Regions from separate parts of the Homo sapiens genome. Here region 2 is linked to region 1. Evidence: chromatin contacts called from ENCODE Hi-C or POLR2A ChIA-PET data. All regions are on one chromosome and are shown on one strand. The core of a region is the stretch at or near the end of the contact, and the rest is flanking DNA. Distances in the headings are between cores, read along the strand shown. Region 1 overlaps FTO (FTO alpha-ketoglutarate dependent dioxygenase). Region 2 overlaps FTO (FTO alpha-ketoglutarate dependent dioxygenase).

Region 1 (5,722 bases), core at 1,970-4,469:
TAATAACTTCCTTATGACAAATTCCTAAAAGTAGAATAACTGCATGAAAAGATATGGGCATATTTAGGTTCTGATAGATCTTGTCCAATTGGCCTTAAGCAACATTGTAATAATTTGCATTCCTAATTGCACGCTATCAGAATATTGAATTTTGCCATTATCAACAATATGTATTACTATTATAAAATGTTTTAATGCAAATTTGATAGACAGTAACTAATTTAAGTATAATACAAATTATATATTTTCCAACTTTGATACAGTTAATATTTATTTATTTATCTATCTTTGAAATGGGGTCTCACTCTGTGGCCCAGGCTTAGGCTCACTTCAGCTTCCACTTCCTGGGCTCAAGCCATCCTTCCACCTCAGCTGCCCAAGTAGCTGGGACCACAGGTGCATGCCACCACACCTGGCTAATTTTTTTGTATTGTTAGTAGAGAGGGGATTTCACCTTGTTGCCCAGGCTAGTCTCGAGCTCGTCAGCTCAAGCAATACACCCGCCTGAGTCTCCCAAAGTGCTGGGATTACAGGTGTGAGCCACCACGCCCAGGCAGTTAATTTTTTTATGTGCTAAGAGGCTTCTCTATTAATTTGCTTGTGAATGGGTGTGTGTGTGTGTATTTAAATTTTTAATGGTTCTGCATTAATGTTTCTGCATTCCTGCCATATAGGTTGTACTTTTTTTTTCCAGTTTGTTTGCCTTTTAATTTTATGATTTATTTTATACAAAAATTTAAATTTTCAGATATTCACATCTATCAATCTTCTTTTTCAAAAAGTTTATTGATTAACTGTATATGTGTATAATTTACATACCATAAAATGCACGTTTTGAAATTGTACAATTCAGTGATTTTTGGTAAATTTCCAGAGGCATACAACCATCATCACAGTAGTTTTAGAACATTTTTAGCACCCCAAAAAGATCTCTCATGCCTCTTTACATTTAGTTTTCTTTCCTGCCCCAGCCAAGATCTCCACTCATCTGCTTCAGTCTTTTAAAGCTTTTATTCTTAGAAAGGAGTCTTGAGCACTTATGTGGAACCAAGTGATGTGGCTATAACAGATACTAATGCTATTTTCTTCTTCTTCTTTTTTTTTTTTTTTGAGATGGAGTCTTGCTCTGTCACCCAGGCTGGAGTGCAGTGGTGTGATCTCGGCTCACTGTAACCTCTACCTCCCGGGTTCAGGTGATTCTCCTGCTTCAGCCTCCTGAGTAGCTGGGATTACAGATGCCCGCCACCACGCCCAGCTAGTTTTTGTATTTTTAGTAGAAACAGGGTTTTACCTTGTTGGCCAGGTTGGTCTCGAGCTCCTGACATCAGATGATCCAGCTGCCTCGGCCTCCCAAAGTGCTGGGATTACAGGTGTAAGCCACCGCTCCAGGCCACTAGTACTATCTTCTTTTAGGAGCTTGTGATCTTACAGGACAGATTATTAAACTAATAATAGTTTAAATAAATATAGTTACAAATAGATAAGTGCTACAAAAGAGAAGTAAAGCGTGGGGAGTGATAACAGAGGGCACCTATTTGAGGGTGGAGATTCAGGAAAGGTTTCCTTTTTTTTTTTATTATACTTTAAGTTTTAGGGTACATGTGCACATTGTGCAGGTTAGTTACATATGTATACATGTGCCATGCTGGTGCGCTGCACCCACTAACTCATCATCTAGCTTTAGGTATATCTCCTGATGCTATCCCTCCCCCTCCCCCCACCCCACAACAGTCCCCAGAGTGTAATATTCCCCTTCCTGTGTCCATGTGATCTCATTGTTCAATTCCCACCTATGAGTGAGAATATGCGGTGTTTGGTTTTTTGTTCTTGCGATAGTTTACTGAGAATGATGATTTCCAGTTTCATCCATGTCCAGGAAAGGTTTCTATAAGAAAATGACCCAGGGATGGGAAGGACCATCCAGGTGTGGAGTTGGGGGAGGAGCCTGGGGGAAGTATTTAAGAGCTGGACACTTGAGGACTGCAGGAATAGAAGCACATATGGTCAGAGAGAAAGGGGACATGATCTGAGTGGGAAAAAAATGGAATATTTTCCCATGCCATTATTTTCTTTTTATGCTGTTTTTTATGTCAAGGTATTTACAGATGATATTTATGTGGTTATATGTTTTTCCTGGTCTATAGGGTTATAATTTCCCCATATTAAATATATCTTATGCAGTGTTGAGACCCAGTGTATGTTGAATAAGGGCAGCAGAATTTTAATGGGGGGTGGGCAGGCGTTTGTGCATATGAGTGCATTATTTTCAGTATTCCTTTCTTAGTCCCAGAGGGGAGTGTGTTCAGAAACAGAGTTCTTGGGAATTACCATACTTTTCTTTATTGTTTTATACTAAGGACCATTCAGAGAGTACTGGAGGTGTTAAGACAGTGTGAAGAAATTACCTTCTTCATCACTTCTTCATCATTGCTTTGAGTATACTGGGGCCTCAGGGACTTGCTAAGAAAGTAACCAGTATAGTGATAGAATTAGAGTTGCTGCTCATGGCTTCAGAATATTTGGTCTCTGCTTACAGGATTGCATTGCTTTCTTCATAAGCTATGTAAATAGAAAGTACGATATCACTGTTTCTGTTTTCCAATGGGGATAACTAAAATATGGAAACTCAATCCTTAATGGATCCCTGACAATCTCAATGACAATCCATAGTGGTATGCCACATGACTCTTCTCTTTGTCACTTTCAATTCATGGTCAACACCTCAGATAGGCATTTTGAGAAGCAGGGCAGTCCTACCACACTTACCTAGTAAAGTCATTTTTTCACATTCAGACTTGACTCATTCATTTTTCTTCTGCATACTTCCTCCCACTTTCTGCATGTCTTCTATAATATCTCCTGCACTCTGCCTCATTCAGAACAGGCTAGATTATGCTATAGTAACTGATAACTCTCAAATCTCAGTGGCTCCACACAATAATATTTCTTGTCCATTTTATGTATCATTTGTGGGTTGGCACAGAGTCACTACCCATTAAAGTAGCTCAGAGATCCAAGCAGCCACCAGCTGGTTGCTGTGGCAGAGGGGTGCAGAGTATGCTGGAGGGTCTTGCAGTGACAATGACATGTTCCAGGCTGGAAGGGATGGCCATCATTTTTCACTGGACAGAAGTAATCCCATGTTTCATCCATCCTGAGGGGACCAGGAAGTGTAATTTTACACTGGGCCCAAAAAGCTGGGTGGCAGAGGAGGAATCCAGAACTATTTGGCAAACAGCTCTAATGACCAGCATACATTCTTAGCTAGTGATTCACCTTAACTTCATTGAGAAAGTCAGAGCATTCTCTAACTACCACCCCTCCAAAAGAAACCCTAGAACGTACTCATCTGCCTACTATTATTACATTTATCATCCTATCTGAATTCATACCTTCTTTTTCCTTCTAGCCTATTCCAATATAAGAAGTATCTTCTCTCCTATCCACATATTTTTGATCACATACTCTTATCAGTAGATAAGCACATACAGTGACATCCTAGAAAGTGTTTAACAAGTGGCCTGTAGGGGGAAAGAACCAGCCTTGATTTTTAGTGTTTTTTGATTTCCGCAGTGTAAATACTCTCACTGTGGACAGTTTCAAGCCACCGTCACGGTGTTACTGAATGTGCAGTTGGAAAGAGATGCACACAGTGGGCTCTCATGAGCCAGTGTGGACTGACTCCAGCACACCACCAGTAGTGTGCTGGTGGTAGTACTCATGTACTCGTGTCTGTTTTATAATAATATTCATATTAAACCTATTTGTGTGTATATGTGTGTGTGTATATATATATATGCATACATATTTTAATAATGCTTGAGTTCTTTCATTTTATATTAAAAATAAAGCAGTTCTACCTCTCCCCTGTGCCCCACCACTCTTCCAGATGGCCTTACAAAGCCTTGCATACCTGACTTGGGGGCTACTGCTCTAGACACTCAAGGTCTCGACTTCTTTGGTTATTCACTCTCTCTGCATCGTCAGCCTCTTTCTCTTGTATCATTCTCATGAGTGTACTGAGAAACTCTGGTGTTCTCTAGCGTCTTCCATCATTAGAGATTGTCCCTTAGTCTAGCCTTCTTCTTTATCAAAAGCTCCATTTTTCTACTCCCCTTCATAGCAGAACCATTCAGAGACATCTCTACATGCCATCTCACTTCCTCCTCTTTCATTCCATCTTCGCCTACTCCAATCTGACTTTCACCCCCAGCACTCTACTGAGATTGCTCGTGTCATTGCCATCAGTGATTTTCATGCTGCCAAATCTACTGGATCATCTGTCTTCATCTCACTTGGCCTCTCAGTGTCAGGTGACATAGTTGAGTACCCCGCCCTTCTAGAAATGCTCTCCTCTTTTAGCTTCTGCAATAATACACTCTGCTGGTTCTCCTTTGTTGAGGCTTCTGCTGCGACTCAGGAAATAGCTTTGGTCTCCTTTTGATATTTGTACTGTTTCCCTAGGTGATCTCATTCATTTCTAGGCCTTTAAAACCAAGCTGTGTGCTGATCACTCCCACATTGCGTTCCTCTGCCCTGCTTTCTCTTCTGAGCTCCAGATGTGTACATCCAATTCCCCTCCCCCCGCCCACCATATTTTCACCTGGAGGTTTCATAGGTATCTTCAAGGCTGCAGCTCTACAGTGAACTCTTCATTTCCCCCTTTTCTTCTTTCTACTATTTCTCTTTTGCCTCAGTTTTCCTTATTTCACAGAATAGTAAATTGTTTATTTAGTTGTTAAATCCAGAAATCTGGAATGTATTCTTAACTTCTATCCTGAGCAACAGGGAGAAACCCCGTCTCTACTAAAAATACAAAATTAGCCAGGTGTGGTGGCGCATGCCTGTAATCTCAGCTACTCGGGCGGCTGAGGCAGGAGAATCACTTGAACCCAGGAGTGGAGGTTGCAGTGAGCCAAGATCATGCCATTGCACTCTAGCCTGGGCAACAAGAGCGAAACGCCATCTCAAAAAAACCCAAAAAACCCCAAAAGACTTATATCTTTTTTTATCCCTTACATCTAATTCATAAGCACATCCTTTAGTTCTACCTACAACGTATGTATTTCATCTGTCCACTTATCTTTGTCTCTATTTTAGTCCAGACCATCACTTTTCTTCCAGATGATTGTAATAGCACATTCCACGCTCACATGTGCCTCTTTCCAATCTGTGCCTGATATTATAACTAAGAGCGATTGTATAAGATGTAAATCAAGTTATTTTTCTCCCTTCTACATCCTCCAGTGCATCTAGAGTTAGCTTCAGATTCCTTACCACGACCTCTAGGGCTATGTGTGATCTGGCCTCCGCCTTCCTCTGCCTCCTCGTAGCATGCCACTCTGTCTTTGGCTCTTGTGCTCTAGTAAAACAAGCCTTTTTTTGTCCCTAGAATAGGTTGGTCTTTTTCCTGAGTGCCTTTGGCTTCTCTGGTCTGTCTTTCTGGGAAGCACTTTCTCTGGCTTGTCATATTTCTGGTGCCTTCTTTTCCTGAAGATCTCAGCTTAAATCCCGTCTCCTTAGAGAATTCTTCCTGTTCTAATAAGATTTCCTGCTGGTTTGTTTCTGTCTTAGTACTTAACACAATTTGGGGTTGCTTTTCTTTATTTATTTACTTGATTTGGTAGAAAGCTTTGTGAGAACAGGGACCTTGTTTCCATCTGGTGGTAGGTGCTCAATAAACAGATGCTGCATGAAAAAAAAAACGTTTGGAAGAATACTG
Region 2 (5,250 bases), core at 595-3,094, 43 kb after region 1:
CAAGAGCCTTGCTCTCTGAGTGCCCTGTAAGCTTCTCTTGCCCTCCTGCTCTTTGCTTTCTGAGTTAAGAGGTGAGCATTTTGCTCAGGATTTGATTGGTATATTTATCAGGCTCGCTGCTCTTTTGGAGAGACAATCACCTGTCAGCCTTCTTTGCCCTTCTTTAATCTAATTCCACCTATACTATATTCAGCGCAATCATTTGCACTTCTGGCATATTGAGCACCTTTCTCTAATATATAGTGCCAAAAGAGGTTTTGATCCATTTTTATGTTCCATTGATTGTCTCATTGAGAATCTAGGAATGGGACGGGGCCTGTGTCTATACTGGCATCTTGCCAGGAACCTTCCCCTCCCCCTTTCATTGGCTATCAAATTCTGAAAATGTTTTCAGCCATGGGTGGCCCACATCTAGGAAAAACAAGGTCATAAATATTAAGATTGAGAGATGAGAATGGACAGGTAAGTAAGAATGAAAAGCTTCAGTGATTGTTTGAAGCTGGGAAGACTGGATTTCAGTACTGGGCTTATTTACCCCAAGAGTGCCTTTAGCAAAAGTCATGATTGTTTCTCTAAGAAATTTGGGTGAAATGGCCCTGGTAATGTACGTGACAGCAAACCCAAGGAAGTAAGGGCTGGGGTAAATTTAGGGTGACCAACTGTCCTTTTCGAAAAGTCTGTGGGCAAGGGGATCTCAGGATGCAGGACTTTCAGTATTAAAACCAGGAAAGTCGTGAACATGAATTGGTTACCCTAGCATAAATTATAGCATTGCTTCTGTGGTCTTTTATATATGAAATGAGATTTCATGCTACAGTGAATGTCCAGAGCTCTCTTCTCCACTGCCAGGGCACGCAGCATTCAGCCAGCAAAGAGTGAGAGCGTCTTTTCTTTTTGTGTGTGTGTTGTCACATCATCTACAAACTCTTACTCCAGTTGGATACAGTGTCAGTCAAGTTTCAGCTGTATTCTGAGATAGCTGTGGTAAATAGACATTCTTTAATTTATTTTTTCTAAAAATTATTAGGAATAATCTTTTAAAGCTGGGAGGGTCTTAAGTATATCCTTTGAGATGCACAATCCATGAAGCTTGTGTCGCTTTTATAGATGGAGTTTTCGATAAATTAGAAGCTCTTAAATGAAAATTACAAGTTTCTTTTTTTAAAGTCATAAAGGATTAGATACAGTTGGAAGCAATTTCAAAAGAATTGTTTGATTAGAGAGTTGCCAAGGATTTAAATGAAGGTGGAAGCCTCAAAGTATACCTTCTAGTGTTGTGTTTGCCATTTGGCCTGAGTCACTAGGTGACTCAGTGTTCCCCTCAGTGGAACAAAAGCACTTAACAAACCTACTCATTAAGGTGGTGATTTTTCCCCTAATTATGACTGTGGGTCCCAGTATTAATAGCATAGGAGTAATAAGGCTTTTATTTGGGTAGATGAGACTGGCATTTATGTATTTCCTAGACATTGTCCCAGTCTTTTATGGGAATTTATCCTGGGAAGCCCCCTTCAAACTCCACTTTTTATTATTTTGCTTGACTCTGAAACCTCCTTTAGGCAACATAGTCAGGATCAACCAAAACTGCTCAGGAATGTCCTCAGAGATGGCAAACGGGAAGAGAGAATGGCCACTTAGCCTTCCTCATTAGGCCTTACAGCCACACTTCTGCTTTTTATCCTCTATATTGTTGTGTTTATATTTGGATTTAAAACTCCAAATGTATCACTGATGTTTTCATCCTCACCTCTAATTGCATTTTGTAGTTATTATTTTGCAATGTCCTAAGGTTTTGTGACTTATTCACCTTCAGTCAGTTGTTGCTGTGAAAACCCCAAGAGTTGTTCTTGAGTTTATTTTTTCCTGACTTGACTCATCCAGTTCATTAGCATGTCCTATTGTCTTTTCCTAGAACATTCTGAATCTGTTGTCTGCTTATCGTCTCCTCCCCTGTCTCTGTAGTTCAAGTCACTGTTAACTCCTGCATGACTTACTGCAACAGCTTCCTGACTGGCCTTCTGCTGCCATTCTTGTTTCCCCTTTAGTTCTTCCTCTTTCCTATGAAACTGCCAGTCAGATTAGATTATTGATTCTTTTGAATTTGCTACACAGACAATAATATAATCTGTGAACAAACATACTCTAATTGTTTCCTTCTCTATTTGTATACCTTTTGTTTTCTTTTCCTGTCTTACTGTGTCAGCCAGGTCTTCCAATATGATACTGAAAAGGAATGTTGAGAGGAGACATCCTTGTCTTTTTCTTACTCTGAGCAGAAAAGTTTCTAGTTTCATACCGCTAAGTATGATATTTGCTGCAGGTTTCCTTACACATTCTTTATATGTTGAGGAAGTTCTTCTCTATTTCTAGTTTACTGAGAATTTTTTATCATGAATGGGTATCACATTTTGTCAAATGTTTTTCTGTACCTATTGGTATGATCATATTTTTTTTCTTTGTAGCTTGTTGGTGTGATAGATTATATTAGTTGATTTTTGTATGTTGAATCAGTTTTTTATACCTGTGATAAATCTCACTTGGTCGTGGTGTAATTCTTTTTATACATTGTTACATTCAATTTGCTAATATTTTGATGTGGATTTTTGCATCTATGCTTATGAGAGAATACTGGTCTTTAGTTTTCCTTTTTGTAAGGTCTGTCTGGGCAATGCTGGCCGCAAAGAATGAGTTTGGAAGTATTCCCTGTGTTACCTTCTAGTAAAGAATGTTAAGAATTAGTATAATTTCTTCCTTAAATGTTTGGTAGAACTCAACAGTGAACATATTTGGGCCTGGCGCTTTGGAAACATGTTAATTATTGATTCAATTTCTTTAATAGAGATAGGCCTATTCATATTATTCATTTCTTCTTGTAAGAGTTTTGGCAGATTTTATTTCTCAAGGAATTGGTTCATTTTTTATAGGTTTTCAGATTTTTGGGTAAATAACTATTGACATCATTTTAAAATTATCCTTTTAATGTCCATGGGATCTGTAGTGATGTCATCTCTTTCATTTCTGACATTAGTAATATGTTTCTTGTCTCTTTTTTCTTAGTCTGCCTAGAGGTTTATCAATTTTATTGATCTTTTAAAAGAACCAACTTTTGCTTTCATTAAGTTTCTTTATTAGTTTTCTGTTTTTTATCTCATCGAGGTGCATTAACTTTTATTGTTTCTTTTCTTCTGCTTTGGATTAATTTGTTCTTTTTCTTTAATTTCACAAAGTAGAAGCTTAGCTTATTGATTTTAGATCTTTCTTCTTCTAATATAAGCAGAATGCTATATTAATGCTATACATTTGTGGCATTTAATGCTATAAATTCTCCTCTAAGCAGTGCTAATGTTGCTTCCAACAAATTTTGGTAAGTTGTGTTTTCACTTTCATTTAGTTCCTTTTTTTTAAGATTTTTTTGACCCACAGATTATTAGAAGTATATTGTTCTATCTCCAAGTATTTGGGAATTTTCCAACTATCTTTCTGTTATTATTTTCTAGTTTAATTCCATTCTGGACTGAGGTCAAATATTTTTTAAAAAAATGTTTCAGACAAATAAAAATTCAGGGAATTTGTTGCTAGTAGACGTGTATTGCAGGAAATTTGTCAGAAGAAGAATGATATAGATCAGAAACTCAGATCTACATAAAGAAAGGAAGAGATTTTGAGATGGAATAAGTGAAGGTAAAATAAAAACCATTATTTTTCTTACCCTTAATTGATAGAAGAGATAACAATTTATTCACAATAATAACAACAATGTATTCAATTATGTACGCCACATATGTGTGTGTGTGTGTGTGTGTGTGTGTGTGTGTGTTTGTGTGTACCTATGTATGCTTATTTGTAAGTGAAAGTAATGATAACATTCTCTTAAATTTGGTAATACGTGTTTTATCGCCCAGAATGTGGTCTGTTTTGGGGAATGCTCCATGTGAGCTTGATACTAGTGTGTATTCTGCTGTTGTTGAATGAAATAGTCTATGTATGTCAGTTATATTCAATTGACTGATGGTATTGCTCAGTTCAACTATGTCCTTAATGATTTTCTGCCTGCTGTATCTGTCGTTTTCTGATAGAGGGATGTTGACATCTCCAGTTATAGTAGTGGATTTGTCTGTTTTTCCTTGCAGTTCTATCAGTTTTTGCCTTATACATTTTGATGCTCTACTATTAGGTGCATACTGTTATATCTTCTGGGAGAATTTACCACTTTATCATTATGTACTACCCCTTTTTCTCTGTGATAATTTATCTTTGCTCTGAAATCTGCTCTGTCTGAAATTAATATAGGCACTCCAGCTTTCTTTAGATTAATGTTAGCATAGTATATCTGTCTTCTTTGTTTCTTTAAGTTTAATCTGTGTGTTTCTTTGTATTTGAATTGAGTTTCTTGTAGATAGCATATGCCTTGTTTTTTATCTATTCTGATAATCTCTTATTTTTTAATGTGTGTATTTAGACCATGGGCATTTAAAGTGATTATTGATACACTTGGATTAATATCTACCATATTTGTTAATGTTTTCTATATTTTGTCTTGTTTTTTCCCCTGTTTTTGTCTTCCACTCTTTTTCTGCTTTTATAGTTTTGAGTATTTCATGATTTCATTTCATCTCCTTTCTTAGCATATCAATTACATATGTATTTTTTTACTTTTTAAGTAGTGACCTAGAGGTTGCAGTATACATTTACAGCTGTTCCAAGTCCACTTTCAAATAACACTATACTGTTACACAGATAGTGCAAGTACAGTAAAATAAAATATTCCTAATTTTTTTCTCTCATCTCTTATACTCATTGCTATCATTAATTTCACTTACAAATAAGCATAGATAGGCACACATACATATATATATATGTGGCATACATAATTGAATACATTGTTGTTATTATTGTGAATAAATTGTTATCTCTTCTATCAATTAAGGGTAAGAAAAATAATGGTTTTTATTTTACCTTCACTTATTCCTTCTCAAAGTCTCTTCCTTTCTTTATGCAGATCTGAGTTTCTGATCTATATCATTTTTCTTCTGACAAATTTCTTGCAATACAAGTCTACTAGCAACAAATTCCCTGAATTTTTATTTGTCTGAAACATTTTTTTAAAAAATCCTTTCTTTCTTTCTTTTTGTTTTTTTGAGACAGAGTTTCACTCTGTCTCCCAGGCTGGAGTGCAGTGGCGTGATCTTGGCTCACTGCAACCTCCGCCTCCCGGGTTCAAGCGATTTTCCTGCTTCAGCTTCCCAAGTA

The links. Hi-C counts contacts between places; a loop is a spot of excess contacts on that map. ChIA-PET counts read pairs that join two places held with the same protein, here RNA polymerase II (POLR2A). Pooled maps may share reads with other maps.
Region 2: a map of endothelial cell of umbilical vein shows a loop between it and region 1 (2.2-fold over the local background). The contact joins two enhancer-like sites. A Hi-C loop is called at or near these places in 5 of 168 maps with a recorded cell type or tissue (MCF 10A, PC-3, endothelial cell of hepatic sinusoid and 2 more) and 4 of 50 pooled maps. POLR2A ChIA-PET finds 5 or more read pairs at or near these places in 2 of 52 experiments (AG04449 and MCF 10A).

Annotation. Positions count from the first base shown.
Region 1 is chr16:53,818,917-53,824,638 of GRCh38, forward strand. All of the region lies in intron 2 of FTO (FTO alpha-ketoglutarate dependent dioxygenase), which reads left to right. Among named protein-coding and RNA genes, the nearest start is that of FTO, 120 kb to the left of the region's middle. Within about 2 kb of position 3,220, at least 6 of the 41 ENCODE cell types and tissues checked have a DNase peak (open chromatin) inside an H3K27ac peak, as active enhancers do; they include endothelial cell of umbilical vein and mammary epithelial cell, where a contact is called at or near this core.
Region 2 is chr16:53,863,712-53,868,961 of GRCh38, forward strand. All of the region lies in intron 4 of FTO (FTO alpha-ketoglutarate dependent dioxygenase), which reads left to right. Among named protein-coding and RNA genes, the nearest start is that of FTO, 160 kb to the left of the region's middle. Within about 2 kb of position 1,845, at least 5 of the 41 ENCODE cell types and tissues checked have a DNase peak (open chromatin) inside an H3K27ac peak, as active enhancers do; they include endothelial cell of umbilical vein and mammary epithelial cell, where a contact is called at or near this core.